Linked DNA regions of Homo sapiens: region 1 is linked to region 2. Evidence: read pairs that join two places in POLR2A ChIA-PET (ENCODE). Cell type or tissue: GM12878. All regions are shown on one strand. Links, peaks and the distances in the headings refer to the core of each region. The heading gives the core; the rest is flanking DNA. Region 1 has its middle 16 kb from the start of RFPL1. Region 2 overlaps SF3A1 (splicing factor 3a subunit 1).

What was found. ChIA-PET counts read pairs that join two places held together with the same protein. Peaks named below come from ENCODE experiments on the same cell type or tissue, not always from the same donor. Only the 100,000 strongest peaks of a DNase experiment are listed, where the experiment ranks them.
Region 1: POLR2A ChIA-PET joins it to region 2 with 8 read pairs; 4 of 35 experiments call an interaction of 5 or more read pairs at or near these places.

The regions. Positions count from the first base shown.
Region 1 is chr22:29,419,708-29,425,039 of GRCh38, forward strand. It overlaps a transcript of RFPL1 not described here. Among named protein-coding and RNA genes, the nearest start is that of RFPL1, 16 kb to the right of the region's middle. In GM12878, for the core only: no CTCF peak of the experiment used is centred there; no DNase peak of the experiment used is centred there.
Region 2 is chr22:30,346,309-30,351,679 of GRCh38, forward strand. SF3A1 (splicing factor 3a subunit 1) reads right to left here. Exons shown (of 16, transcript NM_005877.6): 3 at 4-211. Among named protein-coding and RNA genes, the nearest start is that of SF3A1, 7.9 kb to the right of the region's middle. In GM12878, for the core only: no CTCF peak of the experiment used is centred there; no DNase peak of the experiment used is centred there; H3K4me3 peaks cover 2,104 bases; H3K27ac peaks cover 2,934 bases.

The sequences.
Region 1 (5,332 bases), core at 333-5,332, 930 kb before region 2:
CTGGAGGATTGTTTGAGGCCAGAGGTCGAGGCTGCCATGAGCCATGACACCACTACACTCCAGCCTGGGTGACACAAAGTGAGATCCTCTCTCCAAAAAAAAAAAAAAAGAAAAGAAAAAAAAAGAAACTTAGAGGCCACTCTGGATTGAAGCAACAGGAACCATGGAAGCTACAAAGGTTCTGAGGAAGACAAAAGCATCAAAAACATGATGGCAGGCTCTGCTCAGCCAGGGAGCTAAAAACCCAGTGGAAGGCAAAGCTGTCCTCAGCTACCCTCACTCAACAAAAGACCCTTAAAAGGCTCAGTGCAATAGAACCTGAGTACTTAAGGCTTGCGGGGTGAGAGCAGGATTTGTGGATTCCCACATGGAGGCCTTTCCTGTTTTCCTCAAACCTCTAAGACAGCTTGCTCAGGATTTCACTTCCTGAGACACAAGTGGTTGCTCAGCTCTGAAAATGGGAATTCAGCTGCTCCATGAGAGCTCAAGCATGAAATCAATTGTTCTGAAGAACTTCATGATGTGAGAAAAACAAATGAGGAAGTAGGGTTGTCTGGTCCTGCCATGGACAGATAGTCAGGACCCTGATAACAGGTTAGGAGGGCAGATGTCATTTCCTGACCCCTTCTCTCTCTTTTTTTGAGATGGAGTCTCGCTCTGTCACCCAGGCTGGAGTGCAGTGGCCCCATCTCAGCTCACTGCAACTTCTGCCTCCCGGGTTCCAGCAATTCTCCTGCCTCAGCATACCGGGTAGCAGGGACTACAGGCACGTGCCGTCATGCCTGGCTAATTTTTGTATTTTTAGTAGAGATGGGGTTTCACCATGTTGGCCAGGCTGGTCTTGAAATCCTGACTTCGTGGTCTGCCCTCCTCAGCCTCCCAAAGCCTTGGGATTACAGGCATGAGCCACTGCAGATGGTTTTTTGCTTTTTTTTTTTTTTTTTTTTTTTTGAGACGAAGTCTCACTCTGTCTCCCGGGCTGGAGTGCAACGGTGCGATCTCGGCTCACCACAACTTCCACATCCCGGGTTCAAGCAATTCTCCTGCCTCAACCTCCCAGATAGCTGGAACTACAGGCGGGCACCATCATACCCTCCTAATTTTTGTATTTTTAGTAGAGACGGGGTTTCACCACGTTGGCCTGGGTGGTCTTAAACTCCTGACCTCAGGTGATCCACCTGCCTTGGCCTCCCAAAGTGCTGGGATTACAGGCGTGATCCACCGTGCCCAGCCCCCCTGAGCCCTTCTCTAAGCCCAGTCCCATACTAACTTGTTCCCACACATTTTCTTATTTCATCCTCACAACTCTGCATTTCCCTCCATTTCGCAGTGAGCAAATGGAGGCTGTGAGAGGCTCAGTAACGTAAACCCAATGCCAGCAGGTGGTAGGACTGAAACTCAAAACCAGGTCTGCTAGCTCCAAAGCCCATGCTCTCAATCCCTATGCTTGGGCCTACCCAAGATACTCACTTTGCTTTCCTAAACCTGTTTCCTTGTCTCTTTGGCTGGAGCATTGAACCCAGGCATGTCTGTCCACACATCTCTCTTCCCAAAAGAAATCCACTAAAAAACCCCAACCCCAAAATAAAAAAATTAGCTCGGCATAGTGGCACGTGCCTGTAGTCCCAGCTACTTGGGAGAATTGCTTGAACCCAGGAGGCTGCAGTGAGCAGAGATCTTCCCATTGCACTCCAGCCTGGGTGACAGAGACTCTGTCTCAAAAAAAACAAACAAACAACAAAACCCACCCCTGGGACTCCAATACACTCAGCACTACGTTCACCCTGTGGCTCACTAAGCCCCACAAGACTGATCCCTGTGTACCTCTCCAATTGCTTTCTCTCTTTTTTCAATTAGTTGCCCAGGCTAGACTCGAACTCCTGGGCTCAAGCAAGTAATCCTCCCACCCAAGCCACCACCTGGGGCGCCACTGTGCCTGGCTCTAACCTCTTCTTGTATCACCCTCCTCGGTAGCTCATGCCCACTACCTTCCTTTCCCCAAATGTGTCACAGGCACAGCACTCACTCCTTCCCCTTCCTATCCCCCATCGATCTGGCCAGCTCCACCCAGAGCTCTCCCACAGTCCCCCCTGGACCCAGTACACTTCAGTGTGGTTACTACTCTACAGACTGTCTTCCCTGCTCAACCTTGAGCAACACCAGGTCAGAGGCTCTGTTTCTCTTCCACTGCACATGGTAGGTTCTCAGTAAAAACCAGCTAGACCAATACATGAAATGCCTGATAAGGGGCAGACTTCGGGTCCTGGATCAGCTGATCCAACAACAGACTCTTTTCATCTGGTCGGCAGGCATGTGTCAGTATCACTTGGAAGGAAGGAGGGAGGAAGGAAGGGCTGGCCAGAAAGATGCTTACAGGGTCAAAGCACATTTGTCAGCTACGACAACATCCTCCATTTCCTTAAAAGCAGAAACAACCAAAATATCCAACGATATAAGCCTAGCTTAGCAAATTTCAGTGTAGCTACTCAATAGACTCAATCCAAGGTGGGTGGATCACTTGAGGTCAGGAGTTTGAGACCAGCCTGGCCAACATGGTGAAACCCCATCTCTACTAAAAATACAAAAAACTGCCAGGTGCAGTGGCTCACACCTGTAATCCTAGCACTTTGGGAGGCTGAGGCTGGTGGATCACCTGAGGTTGGGAGTTTGAGACCAGCCTGACAAGTATGGAGAAACGCCATCTCTACCAAAAATACAAAATTAGCCAGGCATGGTGGTGCATGCCTGTAATCCCATGACTTGGGAGGCTGAGGCAGAAGAATCGCTCGAACCCAGGAGGCAGAGGTTGCAGTGAGCCAATATTGGTGCCATTGTACTCGTGCCTGGGCAACAAGAGCAAAACTCAGTCTCAAATAAATAAATAAATTAGCTGGGCATAGTGGCGGGCACATGTAATCCCAGCTATTCCAGAAACTGAGGCAGGAGAATCACTTGAACCTGGGAGGCAGAGGTTGCAGTGAGCCAAGATCGCGCCACTGCACTCCAGCTTGGGCGACAAGAGTGAAACTCCATCTCAAAAAAAAGAAAAACATGTGCCGTTGGATAAGGACACACAGGTACATGGACGGAAACACACACATACACACACACACACACACTCTCTCTCTGCTGTGGGGATGCTGATAGGATTGTGTGTCTTCTTTCCCCTGGAAACAAAAACATAATTATTTTAGCACTTGGAGCTAATGTTCTTCCCTTTCTGAGCTCTAAAAGGAGTGGTCAATTTCTTATATCATCAACAGTTCAATTTTCTAGATCTACCACAAGCTCTAGGTCATTCCTGCCACATGTTTCCAGGCCTTCATTCCCACCCCTACTCCCTACCGCCATAGGAGGAAAACAGAAGGGACAGGAAGAGAAAGCGTAGGACAAGGCCCATTATTAAACAAGTAATACCTTTCTTGGTCGTGGTGAAATATTTTGAGTCAGTCATTTTGGTCCCTTATCTGTAGCCAGGCTTCTGCAAGAGAGAGAAGAGAGGGGTGACTTTCAGTTATGCTCCATCCCATCTTCAGTTATGGTGCAGAGGGAGGAGGAGAAGGATCCAGAACACATGTGGTACAGGAAAACAGCTGCTTATCTATTTCCTGGAGAAACAAACTTTAGATCATGGCAGATTAGATTTTGAAAAGTAATTCTGAGGAATCTATCAACTTTTTTTTTTTTCTTCAGAGATGGGATCTCACCATGTTGCCCAGGCTGGTCTCAAACTCCTGGGCTCAGCCAATCCTCCTGCCTCGGCCTCCCAAAGTGCTGGGATTACAGGTGTGAGCCACCACACCTGATCCCATCAAATTTTTGAATGTGCCTCTTCTAGAAATCTTTCCCACAAAAATATCTGCACAAGGATGGACGGGCTTACAGCAGCCCCTTTGTGGGACCCACTTTGCTCAGCACTGTCCTAAATGCTTGGCACACATTAACTCATTAGAAGCCTCATCACAGCATCATCAAGGCACGATGTTACCCTATACAGTCAAATGAGATTAGAAAATACCAAGCTTAAAAGGCTAGGGAGACTTCTCCCCATGACTTCTCTAAGCTGCTAAAACAGTAACATGTATGATTCATCTGTGGAAAGGGCTAGAATCTATAGCAGTTCCCAAATCTACCTGGCCAAATTTCTTACAGGCTCTCTCAGGACATCTCCTAGAGCAAAGCTCACGGTGTAAAGTACTATTGTAAGACAATAAGGGCCAGGTGCTATAGCTCATGCCTGTAATCCCAGCCAAGGCACGTGGATCACCTGAGGTCAGGAGATCGAGACCAGATGAAACCCATCTCTACTAAAAATACAAAAAATTAGCTGGGCGTGGTGGTGCGTGCCTGTAATCCCAGTTACTCAGGAGGCTGAGGCGGAAAAATCACTGGAACCCGGGAGACGGAGGCTGCAGTGAGCCAAGATAGCACCACTGCACTTCAGCCTGGGAGACAGAATCCTGCTTTGTCTCAGAAAAAAAAAAGACCATAGGACAAAGAAAGTAGTGAAGCTCCGCCATTCATTCAACAAAAATTTACTGAGCATCTACTGTGTACCTCAATAGTTCTTCTGGGCAACAGATGAAAGAAAAGAAGTTACACAGGAACAAAGATACCCTGGATACATGGCCAAGGCTTCTAGGATGGTTCTAAGATTTATTAAGAATCTATCATTTACCGAGCCCCTATTAAAGGCAGGAGCTTCACCCACATTACCTCATTTAATCTTGTCAATAATATAACTGCTTTGAATCCCATTTTACAGAAAATGAGAAAAGGACTCAGGGATGTTGCATAATTTGCCCAAGGTCAAATGGCTTGTAAGTGGCTGGGCTGGGAGACCATCTCAGGTCTACCTGAGCTTAGTTCCTATGCTCTATCGATGAAGGAATTCTGCTTCCCGCTTCTGAAAAGGAGGACAATTCCTTGACAGTGGCTAAGGACAAAGTAAAAAAAAAAAAAAAAAAAAAAATTGAGGCTGGACGCAGTGGTGCACACCTGTAGTCCCATCTACTCGGGAGGCTGAATCACTTGAACCCAGGAGGCGGAGGTTGCAGTGAGCCAAGATTGAGCCACAGCACTCCAGCGTGGTGACAGAGCAAGACTCTGTCTCCCTGTCCCTCCCACCCCCCCCCCCGCAAAATTGAGACTTTCAAGTACAGCCTTCCAATCCTATCTGTAGTTTTTATATGTTATAGAAAACCACACAACTCCAGGCCAGGCGCGGTGGCTCACGCCTGTAATCCCAGCACTTTGGGAGGCCCAGGCGGGCGGATCACGAGGTCAGGAGATCGAGACCATCCTGGCTAACACAGTGAAACCCCGTCTCTAC
Region 2 (5,371 bases), core at 245-5,244:
AACCTTCTGGGGCAGCTGCTGCTGGGTGGTCTGCTGCTGCTGCTGCATGACCTTGGGGATGGCGGCGGACGGCTCCTGAGCCTTCCCTTCCTTGAACTCGCTGACCTTGTGGCGGTAGTAGGCATGGTAAGGGTCATTGGGGTTCAGAAAGTTGAACTTGGGGTTGTTGATCTCGTTCTGTCGGATCCTAGCTTCAAATTCAGGCCCGTTTCTGGAGGAAGAAAAAACAACAAGAATAAACACCACTCCCTTGTGCCTGCTGTGATCTAGAACACTGCCCATTGGAACGTCCTTCTTGCCACCACCCACTGCTCAAACCAGCCCATCCCTCAGCAGACGTCCTCCTCTAGCTTCCTGGCATTGGCGATCAGTGCCATCTGCCTCATTCAGCTTGAACCAGGCCACCTCTGCCACAGGGTTTCCCTGAACCCAGTCATTCCTTAGCTCCTTTTCCAGTTCTGCCATTTCCAAAACCATCTAGGCTATCGCTCATTTCTTTTAATAAAATTTACTTTAAAAAAAATCTATTTAAGATGGAGAATACATATTACTACTTCAAATAAAAAAAAATCAGTATGCCTTTACCAACAAAAGGTAGTCAAAAGTGAACATAATGAAAACAAAGTAATACTGTCAAAGTTTAGCTGGAAGTTTGCTGAGACTAATTCTCTTAGTTCAAAGGGGTAGCAAGTGCTGGAGAGGTGTAAAAGGTACATGAGCACCAAACCTAGACTTTGTCCTCTGAGTAACAAGAAAGACTGAAAGACATGAAAATTTAGTTGATTTGAGCCTGGGCAACAAGAAAAGACCCTAACTCTACAAAAAAATATAAAAATAAATTAACTGGGCATGGTGGTGTGTGCCTCTAGTCCCAGCTACTCAGGAGGCTGAGGTGGGAGGATCACTTGTGCCCAGGAGTCTGAGGCTGCAGTGGGCTAGAATCGTGTCACCGTATTCCAGCCTGGAAAACAGAGCAAGACCCTGTCTTTAAGAAACAAACAAACAAACAAAAAACAAATAGTTGGTTTAACGCCTTGTCCAAGTACTCCCTAAAACCACCCCCATTATACTGGTGAGGCCCACACAGGAAACATCCTCAGCAAAAACCCAGACTCGTACAGCTGTATAAGGCACCTTCAGATGACAGGGGTGTGGTAAGATCAGCAGGGAGGTCTCCAACCACTGTCTGTACCTGGGATGGTTCCCCAGATATGCCCCATGTCCCCAGCAAGCCTTCAAAACCTCAGGATAATGAAAAAATGTCCCTATAATGATGTTTAGGGAACCCTGATTTTTAAAATGTCCCAACAGTAATATTCAAAGTGCCACACTTATATACAACACCTGTGTCAGTCAGAAAGTACACGGACCTTAAAGACACAAGATATGAACACGTTCAAGTCTCAGGTTCACTGCTGACTCACTCTGACCCACAGCAAGTTACCAAACTACTCTTTGCTTCCATTTCCCCATGTGTAAAATGCAGCTAACACCAGTTTCCCTTTCTACCTTGAAACATTATTGAGGAGATGCCAAAGTGTTTTTGTTTTATAGACAGGGTCTCACTCTGTCACCCAGGCTGGAGTGCAGTGGTACAATCTCAGCTCACTGCAACCTCCACCTCCTGGGCTCAAGGGATCCTCCCACCTCAGCCTCCTGAGTAGCTGGGACTACAGGCATATACCACCATGCTCGGCTAATTTTTTTTTTACATTTTGTAGAGACGGGGTTTCACCATGTTGCTCAGGCTGGTCTCAAACTCCTGCGCTTAAGCGCCTTGGCCTCCCAAAGTGATAGGATTATAGGCGTGAGCCACTGAACCCAGCCCTCAAAGTCTTTTCAAATCGTACAGTGGCCTGCAAATGCAAGGGGCTAGGAGGGGTTGTTCCATAAACATTGTCTGTGGGGCCTTCCATTGCTCCTCTGGCGAGAACCTTGTACTTAGAACTGCCCCAAACACACCAAGGCATGGCCCCGGCATCTGGTGCCAGCTAGCCAGCTCCACTCTTCAGACTTTCATATCCCTGGCCTGTGAGTTTAAGAGGGGGTGGGAGCCCGGCACAGTGGCGCACACTTGTAGTCCCAGCTACTCAGGAGGCTGAGGCGAGAGGATCACTTGAGCCCAGAAGATCATACCCAAGCCTGGGCAACAAAATGAAATTTCACCTCTGAAAACAAAAATTTTTTAAATTTTTTTTAAGACAGATGGCAGGAGACAGGGTACAGGCAGTGCTGTGCCCCAGATCAACCACCACAGCAATTATGTGCCACACTAGTGATCGACACCCAGGCTGGCTCCTCAGCAAGTCGTGGTCATACCCTGCCGTGTAACTAACACCATGAGGTCTCAATTTGACAGTATATTAGTCTAACTGGAACCTCATGCTTTGGAAAAAAAATTCTCCCTACTCCTTAAATAATGCAAACCACACATAAGAATGAAGGTGAATGCACACTTAAATCCTGCTAAACTAGGCCACTATACCCAGCAAATGCCTCGGGCAGACAAAGGGCTCCTGGAAAAAGGGGCCCTGGTTGTCTCCTGTACCACTGCCTAAGCCATAACTTTACCCCATCTGGGAACAATCTGAAAAATAAAACAATGAGAAGGCTTGGCATGTTCATTCCAAGCTATTCAGTTGCTTTAAATTAGCTTAACGTTAATTTTAGAATCATACTCTCCACCAGAAGGAATAGATTTCAACAGAAAAAGACATGATTCTGACTCAACCCAGCTGGTGGGACTTTTTAAGGGTAATTTCCACTTCAGTTTCTTGACAGGAACATGCAGGAAATGAAAAGGCCTAACCTAGCGAAAAAACTTTTGGAAAACCGCTCAGTTGTGCATTTCTACTGCATGCTCCATAAATATACGTGAACCCAGGAGAAGTGAAGCACAGAGTTCTGCATGCCTGCTTTAACTCGGATATTGGTCTCTTTGTTGCAATGTAAACGATAAGTTCACAGATTTTATTTATTTATTTACTTTTGAGGCGGAGTCTCGCTCCGTCACCCAGGTGGGAGTGCAGTGGCACAATCTTGGCTCACTGCAACCTCTGCCTCCCGGGTTCAAACGATTCTTCTGCCTCAGCCTCCCAAGTAGCTGGGACTACAGGCGCCCGCCACCACACCTGGCTAATTTTTTGTATTTTTAGTAGAGACGAGGTTTCACTATGCTGGCCAGGCTGGTCTTGAACTCCTGACCTCAGGTGATCTGCCCACCTCAGTTTCCCAAAGTGCTGGGATTACAGGTGTAAGCCACCACACTGGCTCACAGATTTTAGAAATGCCTACAAAAGCAATCACCATAGCTAAAAATCAATCTAGGGATGTGCATGGTTTTGGATTTTTTTCTTTCTTTTTTTTTTTTTTTTTGAGATAGGGTCTTGCTCTATCGCCCCAGGCTGGAGTACGCTGGCATGATCATACCCTTGACCTCTCAGGCTCAAGTGATCCTCCCAAGTGGCTAGAAATACAGATATGCGCCACCATGCCCAGCTAATTTTTTTATTTTTTGTAGAGACAGGGGTCTCACTATATTGCCTACACTGGTGTCCAAGTCCTGGGTTCAAGCGATCCTCCCACCCTGGCCTCCCAAAGTGCTGGGATTACAGGCGTGAGCCACCTAACCTGGTCATATATATTTAAAGGGACCTTGGATATCCTCTTATTTCTTTAGCAGCAGAGGATGGCACAAAATTATTGGAAAGCTACTTGGCAAAATGTTTAAGAAATCTTTTAAGGATGCTCTTTTAGCCAATAATGAGCCACACAGAATTTTCTTCTAAGGAAACGATCTAAAAGGGAAAGAAAATGCTCAGAGATTTCCCCACAGCTTAATTTGCCAAAATGAAATGTTGGGAACAGGCCAGGTGCGGTGGTCACTGCCTGTAATCCCAGCCACCTTGTGGTGGCTGAGACATGAGGATCACTTGAGGCCAGGAGTTCAAGACCAACCTGAGCAACACAGAAAGACCCCATCTATACAAAAAAACTAAAAAAAATAAAAAAAATAAAAAAAAAATTAGCTGGGTGTGGTGGCAGGCACCTGTAGTCCTAGCTACTCAGGAAGCTGAGGTGGGAGGATAACTTGAGCCCAGGAGTTCAAGGCTGCAGTGAGCTGTTATCATGCCACTGCACTCCTGCCTGCGTGTCAGAACGAGACTCTGTCTCTAAAAAAGAAATGTTGGAAACCTCCTCCTCTAAGGAAAATACAGAAATGGTGGCCAAGTCAAGGAAAGCCTTTCACCTCTACATGGTGCATCCCCTTAATAAAGGACCACAGGGCATTATGAAGACCATGGAGCAAAATGGAAAAATGCTTACAACACAGAGTGGAATATCTTTACTAGTATTACAAGGATCTAAAAAAAGGATTCCAAGGACAGAAGGAAACAGAAAAATGTGAAAACAGCTGGTAGACACTACTCTGGTAATGAGAATATGGTGATTCTTCACCCAACTCCCCTTTTCTGTATATTCTGTTTTTAAAGTATCAGGGGAAAAGGGGAGGCATGAACACTGCTAAGAGCCATTAAACATTTATCTTAAACACAACACTGTCTAAATCTGACATGACCCAATCAACATCATCACAATGTTCAATCAAGCACAGAGAAGCTTTCAACCTAATACTCAAAGGTAATCAAAGCCCTTGAAATGTAATGAGATGAATCTGCAGAGCTGACATAGTGAAAGTCTAACCAAAGTAGGCTGGTGCCGTGGCTCACGCCTGTAATCCCAGCACTTTGGGAGGCCCAGGTCGGGGGATCATTAAGTCAAGAGACTGAGACCAGCCTGGCCAACACGGTGAAACCACGTCTCTACTAAAAATACAAAAATTACCTGGGCGTGGTGGCGCACGCCTGTTGTCCCAGCTACTCGGGAGGCTGAGGCAGGAGAATCACTTGAACCCAGGAGGCAGAGGTTGCAGTGAGTTGAGACTGCACCACTGCACTCCAGCCTGGCAACAGAGTGAGACTCCATGTCATTTAAAAAAAAAAAAAAGAAAGTCTAACCAAAGTAATCTTTATGTCTAATTTTATTAGGTTGGGAAAGGAAGGACCATCCGTTAAATGATGCATACTGACTGAGACACTGCCTCAGGGGGGTGACGTGGTCCCTGGAGAACACATGCTGATTGGGCCTGCTTCCACACATGAAGGAACTGTCCAGAAATCCAGACTGATTGTGAAATCTCATTTTTACTTGTTTTGTTTTTTTTGAGACAGGGTCTCACTGTCACCCAGGCTAGAGTCCATGGCTCACTATAGCTTCAACCTTCTGGGCCCAACCGATCCTCTTGCCTCAGCCTCCTAAGTAGCTGGGATCACAGGCCCATGCCACCACAGCCAGATAACTTTTTATTTTT